3 separate regions of the Mus musculus genome follow, and all the other regions are linked to region 3. A link is a loop called in an ENCODE intact Hi-C map of the cell type or tissue named here. Cell type or tissue: heart. All regions are shown on one strand. Region 1 has its middle 53 kb from the start of Gm39957. Region 2 has its middle 28 kb from the start of Gm24221. Region 3 has its middle 110 kb from the start of Gm36597.

What was found. Peaks named below come from ENCODE experiments on the same cell type or tissue, not always from the same donor. Only the 100,000 strongest peaks of a DNase experiment are listed, where the experiment ranks them.
Region 1: a loop joins it to region 3, with 2.4 times the contacts of the local background. A loop is called at or near these places in 4 of 42 quality-filtered maps.
Region 2: a loop joins it to region 3, with 2.6 times the contacts of the local background. A loop is called at or near these places in 4 of 42 quality-filtered maps.

The regions. Positions count from the first base shown.
Region 1 is chr2:148,334,798-148,342,797 of GRCm38, reverse strand. No RefSeq gene overlaps it. Among named protein-coding and RNA genes, the nearest start is that of Gm39957, 53 kb to the left of the region's middle. In heart, no CTCF peak of the experiment used is centred here; a DNase peak (open chromatin) is centred at 4,397; H3K27ac peaks cover 406 bases.
Region 2 is chr2:148,118,721-148,126,720 of GRCm38, reverse strand. No RefSeq gene overlaps it. Among named protein-coding and RNA genes, the nearest start is that of Gm24221, 28 kb to the left of the region's middle. In heart, CTCF peaks have their summits at 2,754 and 4,408 (motif pointing left); a DNase peak (open chromatin) is centred at 3,990; H3K27ac peaks cover 688 bases; H3K27me3 peaks cover 988 bases.
Region 3 is chr2:148,276,218-148,284,217 of GRCm38, reverse strand. No RefSeq gene overlaps it. Among named protein-coding and RNA genes, the nearest start is that of Gm36597, 110 kb to the right of the region's middle. In heart, a CTCF peak has its summit at 4,801 (motif pointing left); no DNase peak of the experiment used is centred here.

The sequences.
Region 1 (8,000 bases), 59 kb before region 3:
GAGATGAGGCTATGGGACTTTAAGGATCACTGGGAACCTATGGCTAAGCATGGTTTGATTACAAGCCTTTGTCTTCACTCTTTTCTCAGATCACTAAAATTATGGTCTAGTAGGGAGAGATATAGCAGTCTCATCAGTATGAAGAAAATCAGGGAGACATTTACTGACTGATTCTTTAAATGAGACATGACTAACAGCAAACTAAGGGTCTTATAGGCATACCCTGTAATGTGGCAGTCCACCTTCTTTTCCTCTGGTAAAATGAGCTGATGAACTGGCAGTAACATCTCAAATGAGTTGAATGCAGAAACCAAGTCTCCATGGAAGGACTAACATTAGAAAGTTAGACTATTTTTGCAGAAAGCACAAGTGGTCACGTGTAAGCATTTCAGCATCCCCAGGTCAGACGTGACGGACAGAGCTGAGAGGGAAGATGGTGATACCATTCCTCTACCCAGGACATATCTTCTCTGACCTAAAGTAAGAGAGAATCCTGGACCCTCAATGGAGAGGGAGGATCAGCTGTAAGAACAATAACAGGGAAACTCATTAGGGCCCTTCATGATGAACAATGGTCCAAAATGTACCCTCTACCATGGATAAAAGGGCTCTTTTGAGGAAATAGATACGTGGAGTGCTCTGTATAGCCAGAGCAGGCTCACCAAGTAGGATTCCCCTGCCCCCCAATTCACAGAACCTTGGAAGATCATGGAATATTAGAGACAGGATCTCAGAGTGGTAATGAATTCAAATTAGGCTGTTGGTGTGGGCACTTATATATCACATGGCTTCAGATCTTACTAGAAGAGGAAATTTAAATACAGACACATCAAACATATGCACAGAGAGGTTGTCATGGGAGACATGGGGCTGAGACCACCTACAAGGAAAAAGACCTCAGAAGATACCAAATCTGCTGGTACATTGCACCTGGACATTTACATCTAGAACTGTGAGTATCAAAATGTCCATACAGCTTTTTAATGGGAGCCCTGACTGACTAATATGAACATGCATGGATTTCTTCCATTAAAAAGACCAATGATAGTACACTGAAGCCACTCATTGCCAAGCCTTGTCCTGGACCTGAATTCGGTAATGATTAGGAACTCTGAATGAAAGACAGGTAGCACAGTCAAAAGAGGAGAGTTTAGTAAAGGATCTATTTAATGGGAAGAGGATGTGGCTAACAGAAACCAACAAGATCATAAAAGAAGAAGAGAGAAATAATTATTAGAGCCCAACAAAGAGCTGTTGAAGAGGGGTGACTCTTGGGTATGATGCCTTCAAAGGAGGAATACAGTCCCTGCTCAGTAGGGAACATGTCTTCTCTGCCTGCCATCTGACCTCTTACCAATGCTGTAGATTGGTTACTTCAAACAGAGGTGTATAAAGGAGACTGGTGAGCATGGCACATTGGTCAGCTTCCAGAATAGAGGACAGTATGGTGAAAGTGGATCCTATGGGCAAATGAGGGATTTGCAGTTTCCTTTTCCACCAGCTTATCAGTAACTCTGCTAAATGAGAACAGGCTGTTAAAGTTTTTCACATAGGTAAACTCCTTTCAACATTAAGGAGGTCAAATCAGACAGATGAATAAACCGAAAGAAGACAACAGAGGGAAATCAGAGGAAGCAGATGATGTGGTAAAGAAAAATTAAAAAAAACAACAATAAAAACAGAATTCAGAGGACACATGGAGCAAACAAAATCAAAACTGATATCCAAAGACAAACAATGTTATTTCAAAAATATGCTCCCCCAAAAGAAAATTCAAGTCTGAAAGAAATCCTAGACACTAAATGTGTTATAGACCAAAATATTTGTACTTATTTTGGGGGGCTGCCATAACAAAACACCATCAACTGGCTGTCTTATAAACCACAGAAGTTCCTTTCTCATAGTAATGTATGCTGAAACTTAAGGAGCATGACATGAATAGATTGAGTGTCTGGGGAGGACTTGCCTTCTGCTGTGCAGATGGAAACTTTTTAAATTACCTTTACTTATTCTTTAAGGTCCTGTCTCCTTCAGGATCTATTGTCTTTGGTCTCTGTTAGAAGGCATTACTCATATTCATAATTTCTCTGCTTCTTCATACCATCACTTTAGATGGCATGGTTTCAAGATATGAATCTGGGGTGGCTAACAAATATTGAAATCATAGCATGATTATAGAAAAGATTATCTTCAGAAGTGGAAGAGAAGAAGGAGGAGATTTGGAATCTGCAAATAAGATACACAATCTACCTCCTGAAGGTCTAAGGAATGTTGAATAGATTATGTAGAATATATCTCAGAATGGGTATCTTCTTCTAAGGCCTCTGAGATCACCAGACAGCAGAGACTGACAAGCAGCCAGAACATTGCTGCACAGCATGCACAACGATGATGGCGACCTTGTGAATTTTCAGAATTCTAGAGTGAATAATTCAGAAAACAACAGAAATAAAACAGGGAGAATGAGGTGGAGGGACCTCATCCTAAGAAAGCAAATCTAGAAGTCGGTGTTGGAGGAGTCCACATGACCGGAACGAAGCCTTAGGATTCTGATGGAAAGCAGAATTCTGTTGCAGCCAAATGATGAAACATCAGGTGTATGCCTCCAGGATGATAGGTGACCTCACAGTTCTTCCTGCACTCTGAAACATCAGCATAAGAAGACTGAGATGTCAAGAGAAGAAGATATATTGGCAGATTATCTCTGGACCTGAGGAACACCATAGTGGTATATTCCAGGATCTCCTTGTTGACTCAGTTATCACAACACTGGAGTGAAGAAATAGCTACAGGACTGGATGAGACAGGTTCCCAAGAAAAGCCATTTAGTTTGTACGAAGGACTAGAAACAGGGCAACTTTTCTACAGCAGTGACTGTACAGTTGTCCATGTGGCCACAATCTGCACTAGTCGAGGTCCAGTGGGGGAGTCTAGACCCTTAACTAACGATGAGGAACTCAACTCCATTAAGGAAGCGAGGGGAAGCTGAGTAAGGAGCCAAGACTCATATCTGCCTACGAATAACAAGAGATCCCAACAGTATCTCCCACTATATCTCGATCTTGGTACGTTACAGCAAAAGGTTGCAACAATCCTCCCATCTCCACTCCCTATCACTACCTAGCTTTTTATGGGAGTTGTGGAGATATGAACTGTGATCCTCATTCTTATGAGCATACATCACTGAGCCATTTCACCAGCTCATCTATCACATTTCTGGAATATTGCTCATTTATTTTTTCATAAATGAGTGTTGAATCCTCCTCTCCCCATTGATTCAATGATGTGATCTTTCTGCTTTAACCTCAGCTAATACAGTGTGATACATTGACTTATTTCAAAGCAATGAACTTTATGATTCTGGAAAATGAACACTTGACTATCAGATATAATTATTTTTTATGTTTTGCTGAACTCTGTGTGTGTGTGAGAGAGAGAGAGGGATGGGGAGAGGGAGGGGGAGGGGAGGGGGAGAGGGAGAGGGAGAGGGAGAGGGAGAGGGAGAGGGAGAGGGAGAGGGAGAGGGAGAGGGAGAGGGAGAGGGAGAGGGAGAGGGAGAGGGAGAGGGAGAGGGAGAGGGAGAGGGAGAGGGAGAGGGAGAGGGAGAGGGAGAAGTTTCTACATTGCCTAGGCTGGCCCTGAAGCTGTGGGATTAAAGCATTCTCTTGCTACAGCTGGAACTACAGATGGCACTGTTCCTGGCTGCTAAGACCCTAGTGGGACTACTGTATGCATATGTATGAGATACTTTGGTTTGTTTCCTTTCTGGGGGTGCCTGTCTCATTTGGGTATCAGAATAAAGCTGTCTTCATAAATTTGATGCCCCACCATCCTCTCTGTTGTGTTCTTTTAGTCAAGCCATCCCACAGTCTCCATTCAAGCTGAAAGAAACAGCTTTGCCTCTCATCAATAAAAGAGCAAAGAACTTGGGAAGCAAAGTTTAATGCTTAGGAAGGTTTTAGCATCTGAGGTTCAAGGTAAAATGCATTATCTCAAAAGCAACTTAACAGTGAAATAGTACTACTGCTTTGCAAACGTCAGACTAAATCCTTTCTAAGTGGAGGGTGGAGGGAGGAGGGAGGAGGTCACCTCGCCTTTCTGCCTTATCGCCATTGTTTCTATGGGAAATGTGTTTTGAGTTCCTAGAACAAACAGACTTGTGTAACCCAACCCTTTCTTTGTGTGCCACATTGTACTTTTCAATTCATAAGTCTAAAAGGCCAACAGTGTTAATCCATAACTGGTGTCTGGCGGGACTACCAGAGCCTGAAAAGGAATTAGATAAGAAAAAAGTGGTGATGGTTGTCCAGGGTATTAAAAGTGCCTGAGATATGTTTTCCTGAATACGCAGGCTGCTCTGTGTTGGATCTGTGCCATTCCTAGACAAGGGACAGCTGACCCAGGGTGTGTGCTTCCTCCCAAGCCCATAGGCCAGTACTGGAGCGCTTCCTTGATGGTGTGTGGTTTCCTGGGGAGCCTCTGTTCTCAATTCCTTCTTAGCCTGGTCAGCAGAAGAGAAGCCGAATGCTTTCTCATGATCTGAGCACTCCAGAGTCACACAAGTGCACAACTTCATGATAGTCCCACTTGGTCAGAATAATGTTAATCAATCTTGCTATAAAGTGTACTTTATAAATAAAGGTGTCACACAGTATTCCATACTAGGTAGGATGGTCATGAGGGGGTTGGTTTCCAGGGTTTGGGGGCTCTTTTAGAGAATGTCTGCTCTTCCATAGTTCTTCCTTACTTTGATTGTTAGTGCTGTCTTGATATTCTTATTTGTCTAAACACTCCAATGTCCTAATCTTCCTCATGGTCTCCATGTCATAGGGGCTCACACTCCCAAGTTCTCCTCAGAGAGGGTGGACTAACTGTGTAGGTGTCCCCATTTACGGGACCACTAACAGTTAGCCTTCTGCCATTGACTTTCAGTTATCTCCTATTTTTTTACATATTTTTTTTGTCTCTTTTGGTTTCCCAAAAGGACCTCACAACCTTGTTCTTCTGCCACCGCACTGGATCGTGAAACAGTACATTCCACACTACATGCTGAATAGTGGTGGGTATGAGATGCTGGTTGTCGCGGTGACTAGTGTGCTAGAGACAGATGTGGACACTTTAGATTACAGAGAAAACGGAGATGAAGTCTGTGCTGATGAGGAAGTTGACTGACAGTGGATTACAATTGTGCTAAATTTGTTCATTTAAAAGGGGGGCTGAAAATTTTATACAATCGTACTATATTTATTACACATCCACACCTCCTTCTCCCCTCTAGCCCTCCACTCCCTCTCAAATTCATGGTCTCTTTTTATTTTTAAAGTTAGCATTGGTGAGTTTGTGTCTATGTGTATTTGCATTCATGTACCTCATCTGGCTCCTTTGTCAGAGGATTGCTCTTAAAGACTTAAAAGGAAAGCATTAAGAGGGCATGCAGCACATCTGAACACAACCACCCAGCTGTGTATGTACAGTAATATGTGTGTACCCTGTCAATCACGATGGGTTCTAGAGACAGCTATGGCTATTTTTGTGATTTCAACACAGAGGGTTATATAAATGGATTTCAAGGTAGAGTTACATATACCAAATGATACAAAAACATCTCTGGTTTCTAATGGAGATACAATAAGAGATCTTGATAATAAAACCATGGCAGCTGTCTTGATTCATGATGCCAAATTTCAGTTATAGACTTGTGAAAATAAAGGTCAAATTTCCTCTCTCTGGTGTGTTACTCAGTATTATTGTTTGAATCTGAAATGTTCCCCACAGGCTGCTGTGTTTGAACAGTTGGTCCCTAGCTGGTGGTGCTGTTTTGGAAGGCTGTGGAACTTTTAGGAGGCACAGCCTAGCCAACAGACACAGGCTACCCAGAGTCAACAGGCCTTGGAGGGTTATAATTCACCTCCAATCCTGATCTAGCTTCCTATGAATGTCTAATTGATGATATATGGTTAGATTGAGCCCCCACCACCATGGATCAAGCTGCTTTGCTCATGCTTCCTGCCAGGATGGGCTCTGACCTCAGTACCACAAGTCAAGATAAACCTCCCTGGCTGAAGTTGCTTCCGACAAATATCCTGTCATAGTAATGAGAAAAGTAACTAATACAGTAAATTTTCATAAGCGGTAACAAATACCTGGAAAAACCAAATTATAAAAAAGAAAGGTCAATTTGGGCTCACAGTTTGGAAAGGGTTAACCTATGGTTGATCGGCCCCATTGTTTGGCTCCTGGTGAAACAGCTCATATTGGCAGTAGCTCATGGCAGATCAAAGCCACTGACTTCATGGCCAAGAAGTAACAAACAGAGGGAATGCAGCCAAATATCTCCTTTAAGACCTACAATGGCTCAGAGTCTTCCCACCCAGTACAACCTCCTAAAGGTTCGTCTACCTTCCAATAGCACCATTATGAAGAGATGACCTTTGTCACATGAACTTTTAGGGAACACTAAAAAGCTCTACTACATTGCCATCCACAATTATATCCCATTAAATATGTACAATGACATTAGGGTAAAGATCTCCCTCTGCTTTTGGCATAAGAACACCATTTTGAATTGACAGTTGGATCTTTGGGTTTGCAAAGACCCCTGGGAGCATAAGAATAGCATATGAGCAGCATGGGGTTTGGAGAAGCTATTTTTATATCTTCAGGAAGCTTGTGGCCAGAAGTCCCTGATGATTTGAAGCAAGGGAGAAGATGCAGCATAGACCCTTTGTTAGAGGGATTTGGAGAGGGGTAGAGACTACTACATGAATAGGATACTGAGGTCAAGGAAAAAGGGTGTCTGCTTTCCTTGTTCGTCTTTCAAAACTTTAGGCAAGGAGCTGAAGGGGTCTACAACCCTATAGGTCGAACAACAATATTAACTAACTAGTACCTACAGAGCTCATGTCTCTAGCTGCACATGTAGCAGAAGATGGCCTAGTCGGCCATCATTGGGAAGAGAGGCCCCTTGGTATTGCAAATTTTATATGCCCCAGTACAGGGGAATGCCAGGGCCAAGAAGTGGGAGTGGGTGGGTAGGGGAGTCAGCGGGGGGGAGGGGAGCGGGGGGAGGGTATAGGGGACTTTTGGGATAGCATTTGAAATGTAAATGAAGAAAATATTTATTAAAAAATTGGAAAAAAAACTTTAGGCAATGGCCCCTTGTTACATATCAAAGAATGATAGAGAAAAGACAGTATCCATGTGTTAGAGTGTGGATCTGAAATATTCCCCAAAGACTCGAATGTTAAGGTTTAGTCCCAGATTGGCATTATTGGAGTGCTGCAAGGTTAAAGATAAACCATTAATGCAGTTTTAGGTCATGGGGGGCATGGCCTTATAGAGGCTTGTAGAACTCTGGCCTCTTCTCTGTTTTACATCTTGTTCAATCATGAAGTAAACAGCTTTGCCATTTCCACCACAGGCTCATATAGAAGGGGCTACTTGGCAGGGGCTAACATCTCTAAAGCCATGAGACAAATAATCCTTTTTCTCTTAAGTTGATTGTCTCATGTTCTTTCTGTTGTTGTTATAGTAATGGAAAGCTGACAGTATTTTGAGAAAATAGAGCTAGAGACTCCCAGAAGGAGGTTAAGAAATAGATGTCAGCTATTCTTTAACTTTTTTGTTCTTGCTCTGTCTCCTTTAAACACACACACACACACACACACACACACACACACACACACACACACACACACAGAGCCTTTTCATTTAAACTAGATGCTGTACATACATAGTTATCTTTCTGAGTCTGGCTTATTTCATTTTACATAATGATCTCCAGTTCCAAACATTTTCTAAAAATGACATAATCTCATTCTTCCTTATTATTCAGTAGAACTCCATTGAGTGTATATGTTATATTTTTCTTTATCAGTTCATCTGCTGATGGGTACTTAGCCTGGTTTCAGATTTTAAATATTGTTGATAGTGCTCTAATTAAGATGATGTTCAAGTATCTTTGCCATGTGCTTATAATCCTTTAGGTGCATGCACAGGCT
Region 2 (8,000 bases), 160 kb after region 3:
TCATTTAATGGGATTTTCTGATGCACAGCAGGTATCATATCATCTGGGCTATGAGACTGTGAACTTATTCCTAAGAACCTTGTGTCAGAGTTACTCTCATCATCATGTGGCTGTTTGCGTGTGTGTGTGTGTGTGTGTGTGTGTGTGTGTGTGTTCGCGCTTATGTGTGCTCTGGGTACTGGGGTGGGGCAGACCAGGTGAGAACTCCAGATGCATAGATCTTACCCATGAGGCATAGAGCAGGAACATTTAGTTATCTATCGGCATGAAGTCAAGAAGGAAGAGAATGTTACCTTGTGTCCCAGACTTGCAGACATCACCTATTTCTATCAACCATCAGAGACACACTGAGCAGAGTGGCTGGCTTCTATACTGATCAATGGAAATCACAGGGGCAATAATATAGAATACAGTGTTCTAGTGGCACGACCCCATCTCAGAGCACTGCCTAGGAAAGAGACTGCCCCACTCCATAGTCCAAGGGATAAAAGTAAGGCACATTATTAGTAATCCATCACTTTTATTAGATGATGAGGGCAAAGAGCTGCCACTGTAATGAGAAGAAAACATCTAAGGTGTCTTTGTTCAAAGAAAAGTGCACACTGTCTTCACTGGTCGTAGCCCTGACACTTTGGCATGGCAATTTTTCTTTGTATTTCCTTTATTATTTTAATAGGTACATATGAATTATACAATTTATGCTATGGGGTTAGATTCAGGTAATTAGGATCCCACTGTCTCGACCAGCTGTCACTTGTGCTGCAAATATTCAAAATCCTTTCTCCCAGCTCTTCTGAACTAGTAAGGTGTGGGTAGAACTTTGCTGTAGAATACACTAAAACTTCTTCCTCCTATCTAACTGGATTTTACACCCAAGTCACTGAGTTTTTCAACTCTTCCTTCCTTCCTTGCCTCTGATAACCATTATTCCACTCTACTTCTCTGGATTCAGTTTTATTTATCTGCCACAAATAAATGAGAACATGAAGTATTTCTCTTTCTATGTTCAGCTTACTTCGTTAATATAATGTTCTCTGACTATCCCACAACACTGCAAAGAAAATATGCTTACCATTGGGGAAATGCACGCAGAGCCACAACTAACAATCTCAACTGATGGTGATAGCTATAGTCACAAAGACAAAAATATCAAATGCTAGAGAAAACATGGTGGCGAGCAGCTTCCATACACTGTTGGCAGAGTACAGATTGGAACAATAGTTTTTTTTTTAATTTTTTTTAATTAGGTATTTAGCTCATTTACATTTCCAATGCTATACCAAAAGTCCCCCATACCCACCCACCCCCACTCCCCTACCCACCCACTCCCCCTTTTTGGCCCTGGTGTTCCCCTGTTCTGGGGCATATAAAGTTTGCGTGTCCAATGGGCCTCTCTTTCCAGTGATGGCCGACTAGGCCATCTTTTGATACATATGCAGCTAGAGTCAAGAGCTCCGGGGTACTGGTTAGTTCATAATGTTGATCCACCTATAGGGTTGCAGATTCCTTTAGCTCTTTGGGTACTTTCTCTAGCTCCTCCATTGGGAGCCCTGTGATCCATCCATTAGCTGACTGTGAGCATCCACTTCTGTGTTTGCTAGGCCCCGGCATAGTCTCACAAGAGACAGCTACATCTGGGTTGGAACAATAGTTTTAATGAAATGGCCCATGGTACAAATTCATTGGAATGTCCTTCTCTTTTTCCACACCCTGATGTTTTTAATCTAGGTCAAATCAGATTAAAACAGCTAGACATCTCAGGAAGGGCATTGTACAGACAAGACAATTGATTAAACGGTATCTGTTAAAAGATTTGCCGAGTATTTGTAAGTGCTGTAACTGTTCTAGGGACTCAGTGACATCAGTGAACAAAGCAAGGGATGGGCCACAACATACCTACATCCTGGAATTGGAAGCCAGTAAGCAGAATCTAAGATCAGGCCATCATCCCAACAATGAGGTTGTGGGACAGAGAAAAGACAGAGCTGGAGAGAGAGGGTATGGCAGAATTAATTAAAGGATGTGCTGGGATGTTTCCCTGAGAAGATGAGCCATGGCTTAAGGGAAGTGCATGAGCAAGTGTAGAGAAAGAATGTGTAAGCCTGGCATCACAGAGGCCACTGTGGACAAAAGTGGGTAGAAGGGAGAGTCACAGATGCTGACACTGAAGACCCAGATCAGACAGGTTTGAAAGGCATTGCAGGAATTTCTCTTCATTCAGAATTAATCAGAAGCAGGAGAGGCTGTAAGTACTGGCCTGACAGCAAGTGATTAAGATTTTTAAAGAGATCACTTATCCTGATGTCCTATTAATAATAGACTATAGATGGACAGGTATAAAAGCCTGGAAAACTACTCAATTGTGGTGTTTGGAGAAAATAAAAGGAGAGATGAAACTGGTTCTGCTCTTAGCATCCTGGGATGACAAACAATCTGGTCCAGGCAGAGTATGTATGGCATATAAGAGGACAAGCCAAGACCTGAGCTATTAAGATGATGGAGTTCTATCTGGGCAATACAGAGGAGCTGGACCTCATGGTGAAGACATGGGTGAGCCAGCCCTGAGGATATAAGAGAGAGAGAGCTGGCCCAGCTCCTTACTACATGCAGTACTTGGAGAATAGGCCCTGGGTACTTCAACTGGGAAGCAAGGAGGAGCTGGCTCTGGATGCACAGGTGAGATGGCCTTGCCTCCTGATGATGTCTGCTTTGGGTGGGTTAGCCAGAGCAGTGCTGAAGAGCTCACCCTAGTGGTGCACAAAAGGGGAAGCAACGAGATAACTGGGAGGAGACCCAGTGAGAATCCAATATTGATGGTGTGGCAGAAGCCAGAGGCCTTGAACAATGAACATTGGCAAGTGAAGATGTGTGGATAGAACGCTATACTATGGGATGCACTGCAACACACTACAGCTCCCACAATGAGACGTTTTGGTTTGTTTATTGATTGAGTGTTTATTTTCTTCTGGGGAGGGGGGGGGTGAGGTTGCAAGGGCAGAGGGCAGATACAGGGGGAGAGAGATGAGTGAAACTAGCTAGGGTGCATGATGTGAAACTCACAAGGAATCAATAAAAAGTTATGGGGAAAGATGATGGAGTTCACACTAACCAGTGTAGAGAAGGTTCACTAGGTCCAGCCTAAAAAACAAGAATTCTTCATCAGCTATGACCCTGAGACATACTTAAACATCCTAGTCTTATTTTTCTAGAATGATTTACTTTTTTTTTCCCAGAATGATTTTCAAGGCAATCATGAGAGATTAGGAGAGGAGTTGGGCTAAATATATAAACACAGGGTGTAGTCAGGCCTGGTCGCTCCTGCACTTGGGAGGGTGAAGCAGGAGAATGGTTACCAGTCTAAGACAAGCCCGAGCTACATACAGAGTGGGGTCCTGTCTCAAAAACAGAAAGATAATAGCAATAAAAAAGCATGAATGTCTAAGGATATTGATGTTATTTCAAGTCACAAAAGAAGATAGGATTATTTCTTAATGAAAGAAAAGACCAGGGGTGGGGTGGGGTAGAAAAAGAGAGGGACAGCTAAGTTAGAGAGGGTTCATCAATAACCCTGAAGAAACAAGAGTACCACAGTCCCTGCTGTGGCTCATTTGGAAACATTATACCGAGAGCTAATGGAACATATTAGAAACGAGAAGCAGTGACGTGTGCTTGCAATGGGGCCTGCTTTTTCTCCCAGGCTTGTCCCGACTCTGTCTTTTCTCTCCCGGTTGTTAGTGTCATCACACACTCACCCCAGCTTCAGAGGACTCTAAGAAGAGTCAGGGTGATGGCATCTAACCCCTGAACCATGCACAGCGAGGAGACCCGGGGCTTTTGCCTATAGGGACTAAGGGTCTGGAGGAAATCACAGGTTGACAGTTTTCTGTCTTCCTCCAAACAAGCAGCTGCCTAAACCCCAAGGCATTCTCATTAGCACCAGGACAATAGCCAAGGTCGCCTACCACCTTAACAACATCTGGGCTCCACTGCCTGGTCACGTGGATAGGGAAGTGAGCCGCCAACCAGCTATTTCCGCCTTAGTCCTGTCCCGACCCTCCTGATGGCCCCAGTGAAAAGCATCTTGTCTGACCTGAGCTGTGGCTCACCAGCCCAGTGACTAGTGGTCATGTAAGAAGGGTGAGGCCCTGGCAAACAGATCTGCTCGCTCTCTCTCTCTCTCTCTCTCTCTCTCTCTCTCTCTCTCTCTCTCTCTCTCTGTGTGTGTGTGTGTGTGTGTGTGTGTGTGTGTATGTGTGTGTGTGTGTGTGTGTGTGTGTGTGTGTGTGTGTGTGTGTGTGTGTGTGTGTGTGGTCTGACTGGTGTGGCACGGGAAGGATGTGCCCAGTTGCAGACTGAATTTCCAAACGGTGTCTTCTGCTGCCCTCTGCTGCAAATTATGCTTCATTGAAGTTGGCTCTCGGGCGTGATTTCTCGTTTACCTTCTTTAAGGCATTTGGATAGTTTTGTATTAGCATGGATGCACGAGTTGACAATACTTTATACTGAGAATGTCCTTGTGATACCCCCCAGAGTCAGGACTTGTTTTTCCTGTCAGTGCTGGAAAGACTTGTAGCAGTAGTATTATTGATTGATGGGATTTGTAGGAAGCCCTTGTTGATTATCTCAGAGTCTGTGCACACACTGATCCAGAGCACATGAAGATGGAAGTGGTGAGTATGTATTCCCCTAAGCAGGAACATGTGAGTGTCAGTCTGAACTCTGGCTTCTCCAGGGCCTTCCAGCTCTTTGTCCAGTCACAGCTCTGATCATCTGAACACCAAGAGATGGAAGTTTGGGTGCTTGTGGTCTTGTATGAAAGCAGTCGTGACCCCCTAAGGCTATATAAGCAGTTGCTAAAGTGAGCCCCCTAGCCCCATCCTCACCAATCCACCAGGTGGCTTCTATAGACATTCTTTGCCTGGATTTACAGGAACTGCCAAGGGTCTGGCTGTCTGAACTAAATGTCAAGACTCTACCTCTTCACAGTGGTACACAGTAAGTCTGTATGAAACACCTGCCACTGTGGAAGATGAGGGTCAAGACAACATTCAATAAAGATGCCAGCTCCCCCAAACCCCAGGCTCTTGTTCTCATTCTTTGCCAGTTGTGCAACACACAGCTCTCAGACAGCATGGGAATAACTTATTTTAATCACTGTCCCAAATAGGGAAGTGTTCCTCCATCCACAGCACTTGGTAGGGACAATCTGAAGATTGTCTCCTCTTCTTGCCCATGTCTCTTCTGTGCTAGCTTTCCACTGTAGTTAGCACTTATGAAACTCGGTGCACATCTGTCCCTCCTAGGAAGACCATCCATAAAGTTCTTGTCCACTTTATGGTTCAGCAGCAGCACGAAGAGCAATGGTGAGAGAGAAGGGAACATTGCCAAGATGCGACTTGGGTGCTGAACTCTGAAGCCTCCAAAACTGAGAGCACGGATAGTGAAGCAAATGGTGTTTTCCTGACACACAGAAAGTATTAATTAGATCCAGCAATTTCCCAGCTAAGTGCTGAAAGGGTCCCTGGTAATTAAAAAAGCTAATCAGATTTTCAAAGGGCACTCATACCATGTAAACATAAGGGGATTATACTTGCTGTTCTCAGTATGTCATTTTAAGCTGTTAGGGGTGAGGTGCTCTGGCTGTTTAATCTTCTAGTCAAGGCAACACAAGCCTATTGACTGCCCACCCTTAGGAGGGATAGAGGAACCCAAAACTGCCACTAAGGTCTCTCAAGCTTTGATAGTGCACAGAACAAATTGAACGTGTACACATGTACACATCAGTCCTACTGTTCAGAAAGCTATATAGCTCTTCTTGTTTGTTTGTTTGTTTGTTTGTTTGTTTTGCTTAAGTCACTCCAATCATCACTAAGTCCGTATTATTTTATTTTTAATCTCCACTCCCTATCAGTGTTTGCAAAGCACATGAGCCCAGCAGTTGCTGCTACCTCCAGAACAATTCTGCCTTTCTCAGACTTTCATGTTAAGTGGTTTCCATTGAGGTTTGGCCAGTGAGAACATATGACAAAAGACAGAGATGTAGTCACCAAGCTGGTCATAATGGGTCACAGTTACAATTTCAGTACTTGGAAGGCTGGAGCAGAATGATCACCTCAAGGCCGCCCTAAGCTACATAGTGAAACCTCATTTCCAAAATGAAAGAATAAACATAAAAGGAAAAAGGAAAGAAAGAACTGAGCAGAAGGAGAAGCTGGGGTATGTCTCTGCCCCCTCACTTCTTATGGTGTTCCTTGAGGTCCAGTCCCTCCTTTGGCACAGCTATAGCCAGATGACCTTCTCTTGAGTTCATTCCATTCTGAGACTGAATGTGGCCTTTGAAAGGCTCCCCTATCTTACATTGTCCTCATTAGCTCGTGGCAGATGCGTGAGATGCTAACTTACCTATCAGTTGTTCCAAGTGTATGAACAGTGTTTTGTACTAAATTCTTTCAGCTGAGATACATATCATGGGTTAGTTCCCTAACTGGAACTGGGGGCTGGAAATCCCAAGATCAAGGAGTCAGAAGGTCAGACGTCTGGTGAGAACAGCTGTCTGCCTCCAAGATGGTGCCTTGCTGTTACATCCTTTGGGGTTGGATGGAAACGCGATGTCCTTATACTTGTGGAAGCTAAAAGACAGGGGAGCCAAATGCTGTGAGGAGCCTCCTAATATCACCTATGAGGGAACAGCCTTCATGGCTTGATCACCTCTGAAAAGACCCATCTCTTGCCACCATCCCATTAGCATTAAACAACTTTTGGAGAGGATACATTCACACTACTACAGATGCTCAGAAGCCAGGACCACCTAGGTCATCGCTGCCCACTTAGATGCATTGTCTCTAACAGTGACAGTACATGTGTTAGATTCATTCTTGCATTCTCCTCTCTGAGATCATCAGTTATGTGAGCTAAGAAATTATTAGTGTGGAATTGTGCCCCTCAAAAGATATGTTGACCACAGATGATTAGATAAAGAGAATGAAACACACACACACAAATGTACGTGTACACACACACACACAAATACACACACGAGCATACATGCTCACAGTGGAATTTTCCATAGAATCAAGAAGAATAAAAGTCTATCATTTGTGGAGAAATGGGTGGGACTTGAGACCATCATATTAATGAGATAAGACATGTTCAGGAAGACTAATACTCTTTGCTTTATATGTGTATACACAAAAGCATGTAACATGGAAACAGAAGCAGGGATATTTAGGAAGAGAAAGGTAGCTAGGGGGAGGAGAGCAAAAGAGGAGAATGGTGAGGAAAATGGTCCAAATATACAGTATTCTAAATGAAAATGTCAATAAACTGTGTAACAATAATAATTTTAATACCTACATTACAATCCTACATTGATATGCTAGTGCCTGGCATGCACAGCTGGCTGTATCCTTCTCTGGTCTACATCTTTTCATCAGTAAAATGAGCATAGTTCTGTCCTCTTATTTCTCTGGGTTGCATGAAATTTGGATGGAATTGGAGACTGCAAAGATGTTGTAATGAGGAACTGGTAGGTAGGAAGGCTTCTGTCATGCTGAACAGAAGTCATATAAGGAGACTCTCACTAACAGGAGAAAGGATGGTGAGAGAGGAAAAGAGCAATATCAGCAGGCAGAGGGACAAAATTCTGTCCTTCCTGTGTGTGGGAGGTGTTTAAGGTAAAACTTCATCCACCCCCTACTCCCATCCTTGCCTGAGAAATTGCCTTTGGAGAGGTGATAAGCGGAGCTCTTGTCTTTAGCTGCATATGTATCAAAAGATGGCCTAGTCGGCCATCACTGGAAAAGAGAGGCCCATTGGACTTGCAAACTTTATATGCCCCAGTACAGGGGAACGCCAGGGCCAAAAAGTGGGAGTGGGTGGGTAGGGGAGTGGGTGGGGGAGGATATGGGGGATTTTTGGGATAGCATTGGAAAGGTAAATGAGGAAAATACCTAATAAAAAATATAAAAAAAAAAAAACCAAGAAGTCATTGCCTGATTGAG
Region 3 (8,000 bases):
GTGGTAGAGACTAATAATGTGTGAAGTCCAGACTTTCCATCAGGAAGCTCAAGTGGTAGAGGCAGGTTAAGTTTCTAGAATGAACTCTGGTCGGTTTTCTTTCTTGCAGAAGCAGACAGTTTTATAGATGCCCTTGCATTTTGTCATGAATGAAGAAGTGATTACACAGAACTATGGTGCTCAACCAGATCTGCAAGATAAGTTGAGAAATGTTTGTCAAAATCTGGATATGTTCACAGGAGTCCCACCCTTGGGACCATTGTTTCTCCAACATGAAAGTATAGGAAAGACCAACCATATTCACCAACTACCTACACCCATAAGCTCAACCCACCATCTCTACTGTATCCCCATGATTTAAAAGAAGGAATGGTTTTCTCCATTCTTCTCTGTCAAGGAATCACATCTTTTTAAGAGTAGAGAGTAGGGAAACTGCATCAAGTTATTTCCCTCTTCAGACTTCTTTCTTGTACTAATTTTGTCATCCGTCTCCTCTCAATTTACTCACTGTCCACAGTCAGACAGCCAACAGGATCTGAAGATTTCCAATACTAATTCTAGAGCAATAAATAGAGCATCGTATCATCTCAGTAACAAACACTACTGGAGCTTCACTATGATCCCCCATACCTGTCAGTGGTTCTCAAAATTAGGTCCTGGATCAGTAGTATCTGCATATCTGGAACTTATGACAAGTTGACATTCTTAGCCTCTCCTTAGACCTACTGGTTTAGGCCCACTAAAGGAGAAACCTGCATGTTCTATGTTTATAAACAACACAGAAGTATCCAATGTTCCTTCAGACTGAGTGTCCCTAGCTGATAGTTACCTTCACATCTATGCACATTGCTTCCTGATGCAGGCACCTGGAGTTGTGTCTCAGTGATTGCTCCGCTATGTTCTTGCCAGGGCTGTGCTCAGGTGTCAATCAGCTTAGACATGCTGGGGATTCAGCACCAATGGAACAACTCCCAACTGGAAATAGACAGGAGCAATCAAATAAAACTCCATGTTCTTAAGGCATCAGATGGCCCACTGAAGCATGCTCTACTTTCTTCAACATACTTTCTCAGAGATCCCCATTGTAGCTAAGCCCCAGCTGTTCCAAGAAGTAGTCTACTCATAAATACATACTCTAAATACTCTTTCTCATTCCTGTTTCATTTGTCCACTCTTCTCCACCAGGGATTCTTGGCATCACTTCCAAAATATACTTGCTCCCACATATTTCTCCCAGGGCCTACTCAAAGCCAATATAAGTAAGACTGTCTACATGAACAGAATATAATACTGGTATTGTAAGTGCCATTCAGGTATCATTACATACTATACAAATGACTGAACAGTGAGGTGATATTCTCTATCACTTTCTGAGCTGATAGGAAGCACGTGCAGAGGCACTTTAAACTCTCGAAACTGAGCTGTGGAGATGAGGAACAAAGCTGGCTGTAGCCAAATTGAAAAGAACTGGCTTTATGCCCTCTTCCCCCTGATTTCAAGTGAGAGCCTCCTATTCATCAGGATGGATGCAAGAGAGAACCAGACTCCACTGGTGCAGGTTACTTGCTCGCTTCATTTGCCTCTGTTGCCTTTAGTAGGGGGTAAACCATGATGATATTATGTTTTCCTGCAAGTATGCAATAGGCCTTTTCACTGATGGTGATTATGGAGCATCAAAGGAAAAGATATCTTGGAGCTTAAGGATAACAAATGCATAATATTTCAGAAGATTCAAATTGAAGCAGTATGTTATCTATGATTTTTAATGAACTGTCAGCTAGAAATAAAAATCGACATCCTGAGTCATCCACTGAAATAACCCAACATGTTTGCAATCTGCACGCATAGTTGCAGTTCTTAATTAGGAGCATTTCTAGATCATCAAGGAAGAATTCGATTTTCTTCAGCTGGGTTTTTTATTATCAAGGATGTTTAGTATACTTTCCTTTACCACATTTTGTTTATCAAGAAAATCGGATAACCAGAATGAGCTTCACTCCTCTTTAAGGCAGGACGAGGTGAAAACAGTGAAGAAGAGGCATGGAGAAGGAGAATAGTTCCACGATGTAAATGTCAGTGCATTGCATGTCCTTATTGTCTTCACAGGTTTTTCTTAAGTATATTTTTCATCACAAGCTCTGAACCAGCCACCCTTTGGTGCTTGCCACCTCCTGGTGCTTGCCACCTACAAGTGTCAGCCACAGGTTCCCCCTAAAGCCCATAGACTGGATCATGGCTAGTTACTGGTCCTTGAGAGATGGAGCTGTGGGTTAGACACATTTGTCTCAGCATCTCTGGATGAGTGCCAGGAAAGGATCCTTCACATACTGAGTCCACACAGCCTGTCATCTCTACCTCTTCAACAGGTAAAGGAAGCTGCTCTAAGCAAGCATAGGATTAAGGATGGGGTCCTTGCTTCCCTTCATTCCCCCTCCTACCTCTACACTTTCAATAATTCCCATGAAGCTTGCTTAGATTTTTGACATGCTTGTCTTTCGGAGATGAGAAACTGGTCCAGAGAGTGTGAGAGAGAAAAGAGAGAGATCAGAACTTTTCTCTGTGTTGAAATCTGACCTGTCAATAATTCAAATGGCAAAACAAGAAGTACCCAGCTCCGACTTATCTTTTGTTATTTTTCATATTTACTTTCCTTGGTGTATCCTGGTGGGGTTGAGACAAAAAACTAAAAGGTGAAGAATCAGTTCTTCACCAGGTTGATTTCAGATTAACATTTAGCCCAGAATGCCACAGGCCTGGAAAATAATAATGATGTTAAAGGCATCACCACCCACACCCATCCAACCATCTAGAACACTGCCAAAGAAAGCAAGCAGTAGAGGGACCTGCTGGTGAGGTGGTTCCCTGAGAGCTATGGGGACATGCATTTCTGCCATTGAGATGATTTCCAGTGCCTGGTGTCAACCAACTCAACTCTTGTGAACTTGGAGATATGGTTGGTGTGAAAAACATTGCTCTAGGTCCATTCCATCACCACCATATTGGCTAGCTCATCCAGGAATGGAACCTCAAGCATTTGTGGATCTTTGTTTCTTTAGTGATGATGGTACACACAGCTCTGATAGAAACCACTGAGCCTGGCTCCTATTCACTGTTGCCATGTTGTCTCCAGTCCAAACACTAATAGGGAAAAATACCCTCAAATCAGACACCATAATTAAATTGTTTTGTTATTGCATTGTATGGGTAGATGAGATTTACCTAATCAAGAAAGCATGTAAATTAATTTAAGTAGGCATGAGTGACAGAGTCACCAATTTTGAGGCACAGCAGAAAGTGCTTATGCACTATATTCATGCTAATGTGCTTTCCAGCTTAGGAATGTGCCTGGGGAGGATGCTTGCTGCTACATGATTGATTGATTGATTGATTGATGGGGTCCTAGAAACTGGACAGACCCAGCGGATATAAAGTTCATCATTGGAGACAAATCCTGTTCCTCCGTCTTCCCACTAAGTTGAATCAAGTCCTATGACTCAAGAGGAGAACTTTCACTATGCGTCTGCTTTAAATAAGGAGACATTAGGCTCTGGGAATGCATCTTGGAAGAATGCCCCAATGTTCAGCAGTATTATGCTTGGCAACTAGACACCAAACAACTTCAGAATGTGGACCTCAACTGAGAAGACACATAAGCAAACCCGAGGTGGGGATGGAGGTGCATATAGTTATTTGGAGGTATCCCCAAGGAATCAGATTGGAGGGAGTAGAGAAAATAAAATAAAACAAAACAAAATAAAGGGAAGTTAGCATCATAAGCCACTTGCAGTTGTAGGTACCGGAACTCAACCCAGGTGGAAAGAAAAGGTGAAACGTGGGTGGCTTCACTTGAAGTATGGGTTCTTCCCATCAGACCCAGCTGTTGCCAGATACCATCTCTACAGGTTTATTGTACCCTCTCTGTGTCTCCCACTCAAGATGTCCCTCAAAAAGATGAAAGAGAAGAAAAATGGCTTCTATTGTCACTCTGTTTCTCTCAAGGTATGTATCAAGATCTGCTCTGTAGGACTCTTGGGCTGGTACTCATACTTCTAGTTTTTCAAGATGCCGCCCTTTCTCAAAAGTTTGCTCACTGATGGAAAAAAAAAAACAAATAGAAAATATAATCAAAGACAGATTTCAGAGCTTATAATGATAATGATTTCCCCCAGGTCACAAAAATCAATCAACAAACAAACAAACAAAAAACAAACAAAAAACAATGGCCTGTATTATGAATGATTCTCTACGTGCATCTTAAAGTCTGAAATCAGTTGCTCAGTCTGAGCATACAGGAGAGTGGATATGAGAGGCTTCGTGAACCTGAGCTCACCAGTTTAACATTGATGTTCAAGAGAAGATGTGACCCACCCAAGGAAAGGAATTATCCACATGGGGCTCGTTTGCCTCAAGCAGTAACCTAAAGCCAGTGTCAGGGTATGGGGAAGCCTTTGAAAACTAAGCCAGAGAGCAATCTGAGAAGCAGTTCACAGACATGATGGTGGAAACTCTCAAGTCAGAATGATAGCTGTGCACTTATAAAACCTCCAATTATTGGGAGGAGAGAGGCACTAGGTGCCGAGTAGCTTCAGAAGGCAGAGCCCTGTGGAGTCTGGTTCAACCAGAAGGGCTTCTGACTCTCAGACTTCTGGTCAAGAAAGTGGTCCTTGATGATTCTTGATTTTTTTTCCCCTGCTACAAACCTGTGTGGGTTTCTAAACTTGGAAGCTTCGCGGACTGCACTCTTAGCTACAGTTTCTTTTAATTTGTTTCATGGAGAGTAAGGAAAATGGGTGGTGCCCCCTGTTGATAGAAACTGGCCTTTCCTCTGGGAGAGAGCCATTGCCTTATTGCTTTGCTTGGCATTACTATCTCCCTCTCAGGGCTGATTCCCCCAAGGGGTTGGAAGCAGTGTATTATAGGGTCATTATAGACCAGAGGGTATGACAACTATGTTAGAGCCAACTTGTCCACAGCTCGAACAGCTTTTTCCAAACAGTCTTGTGGAAGCCACTTGTAAAACACCATCTATTTTTCATACCTCAAGTTCCAGAAAGTTCTGGAGAGCCTGTAGGATAGAAAACAGCTGGAAAGTGGTATACTGGTTTGCATCTGGCAACAGGATGGGTCAAATCTATTTTCACTTCTCAGACCCAGAAGACTTTAGAGCTAACACCCATGTTTGGATGTCATTGTTGGATCACAACACAAATGACTGGCAGAACTCCGAGGACACTGCATGTGTGGTAGCCTGTGTCTGGGGAAGGAACTTGGTCAGGCAAACTACTGATGGCAAGTCAGAGTTCAAAGGCTGAAGGACCTGGAGTATGCTGCCCAGAAGCTGCAGAAAACACACAAAAGAGAAGAAAGGCCTAGCTATTGCAGAGTTTCCTATCTTGGGGAAAGGGCTGGCCTCTGGTATGGCTGTTTCTGAAACCTATGAACTATGTAACCTGAAGGTATTTTAAGAGAAGAGGAAACCATTATTGGCCAAAGGCAGTTCTCTGAAGGAACAACAGGAACGAATACAAAGGGACCTTGCTAAACAAGGACAAGACACCAAATGGCATTAAGACAATCATGCAGACTTCCCACATTGTTCTATTTTGCTTTTGATCAACCAAAATAAGAAACAGAATTCTGTAGATAGAGTTTATGTGGGAATGAGTAGAATTTACAGACCTGGGAAATTTTGATAATCATAAGCCTCTCTGAGGTTACTACAGAGAAAACGCTGTGTGTGTGTGTGTGTGTGTGTGTGTGTGTGTGTGTTGTACATGTTCATGTATGTGTGCACATGTGTGTGGTGGCCAGAGGTAGATAAATATTAGATTTTCTCCTCAGTTACTTTCCACCTCATTCTTTGAGATAAGGTCACTCACTGAACCTGGAGGTCACCAATTTGGCTAGGCAAGCTGGTCAGTGAGTTCAGAATCTGTCTCTTTCCACTCCCCAGTGCTAATATTACAGTCATGCACTACCAGGCATATTTATTTATTTTAACTTGGATGCCAGAGGTCTGGACTCTGGTCCTAATGATCTTATTTTAAGAACTTTACTGCCTGAGCAGGTCTCTTCCCTCTCCACTGTAGGGGAAAGTGTGTAAAGTCCAAAGAGAGAAGTAGTATAAGCTGGTCGCAGCAGCTCCTTGAGAAGGTGGAATGGGCTGATTCATGGGACTGGCTGTTGGCATGGAGATGTCTACCCAGAAGCAGTTGTAGCTGCGTAATTGAGTGCATCTTGGATCAAAAAGGCTTTTGTTAATGCTGTGAGGTTAGTTGTCTTTGACGGCAGTCCCCTTGCCGCCTCTTGACTCCATCTTGCAAGTGCCTGACCTGGGTGACTCCATTTTGGCACAGAGGACTTCCACACCTGTGACCTGAACATGTAGCCTGCCCTTAATGAATATGGAGATAAGAGATTTTTACAGCTGGAAAATATGACAAACGTTTTATAATGAATTTTATGGTACATCTATAGTATCATAAAATATAGTATAGTATATATTGAATATAGTGTTAGACAAGAAGTAATTTCATATTAATAAGAAAATAAATGTATGTTATCAAGTGACCAATCAACCAAATGGTAGATGTTTCCTTAATGATGTTTATGAGGTAACTGGACAACCCAGGGGTAGGTGATGGACAGTGGGAAGGCAGAGATAGATGCATGGCCTTACATAAGAAAGACATAACACACTGAGTACTTCACATTGTAATATAAATTTCCAGCTAAGGTACAGACACTTTGTGCAATTTCATATGAAAAGGCATCAAAATGTACCATCTATGGGTGAGAATGCTATGATATCACTACAAAAGTCCAATCTTTTAAGTTCAAGGAAGCAGTTCCATAGATATCCTTAGGTGGCTAGTCTTTTTCAATCATTAAAAGAAAGTAAGACACTGGAGAAGTAAATTGGACAAGTTAGTTGTGTCCCTAAAGTAAATGCTAAGCATGGCTGTGACTGAAGAATAGAAACTTTTAAAAATAATTAGTGACATCAATCGGTGATGTCACTGTCCAAGAAAGTTCAAGATTGGCTGATAAATACCTGGGATTTTCCTGAAACGAGCAAAACCAAAACATGGGAAAGCTAAAGCAGAGGTATGGCACAACCTTGTCTAACAAGAATACTTGTAGCACATGTTAGTGTGACCTCTTTGAGTGATTAGACCTACCCAAGTTGAAGTTAACTTCATAGTGAAAATAAAAGTGCCTTCCAACAACCAGACACAAATGTACAAATATAAAGTATCAACTTGCTGGCAAGTAGGTCCTTTGGTTTGTCTTCATGGGAAGGAGAAAGCTCTGACTGTGAGATGCATCCTAATTTAGGAACTCGAGGAATGCTGGGGACATGTGTCAGAATCAGGAAAATAGAGTTGCTTTCTTTCCATAGTGCAGGCTCCACAATGATCTATTTAAAGTTTCATTATTTCCCAATTCTCCAAGGTAAAGACTGTCTGACTTGTTTTTTCCTCACCTGAGTGCGATAGGAAGGGCCTTGTTATTAGGACCAGACAAAAACAGGGCAGAATCTCATTTTCCAAGACCTATTCACATCCGGGGTTTTGTAGGATTTAGAAGTGGACAATAGCCACGTTGTCTGGAATCCACACAGGCGTCAGGAAGCTGAATTGTGAAGGACTCAGGAGGCCTTGTCCTGGCAGCAGCATCCTTCTGGGTCCCTGGATTTTCAGGAAAAGCTGTTTGCTATAGCCTAAGCATAGGGATTCCAGGAAGATTCTTTATTATAACAGTACTTGCAGGGACTATGGTTCCACATTCCTAAGGGGAAATTCAGCATGAATGTATATTTCCTTAGAAATCCCAGGGGTTAAAGCAATTATAACCATAGGTAGGGCTGTGAGGCTATTTCCACAGGAAGGCTGTCAGTTCCTACTGCAAGACGGGAGATGGAATGGAATGGATACACAAATGGAATGATGGATAGAAGTGGATGCAGTTGACCTGAGCTGCTGCTGTAGTTGCAGGTA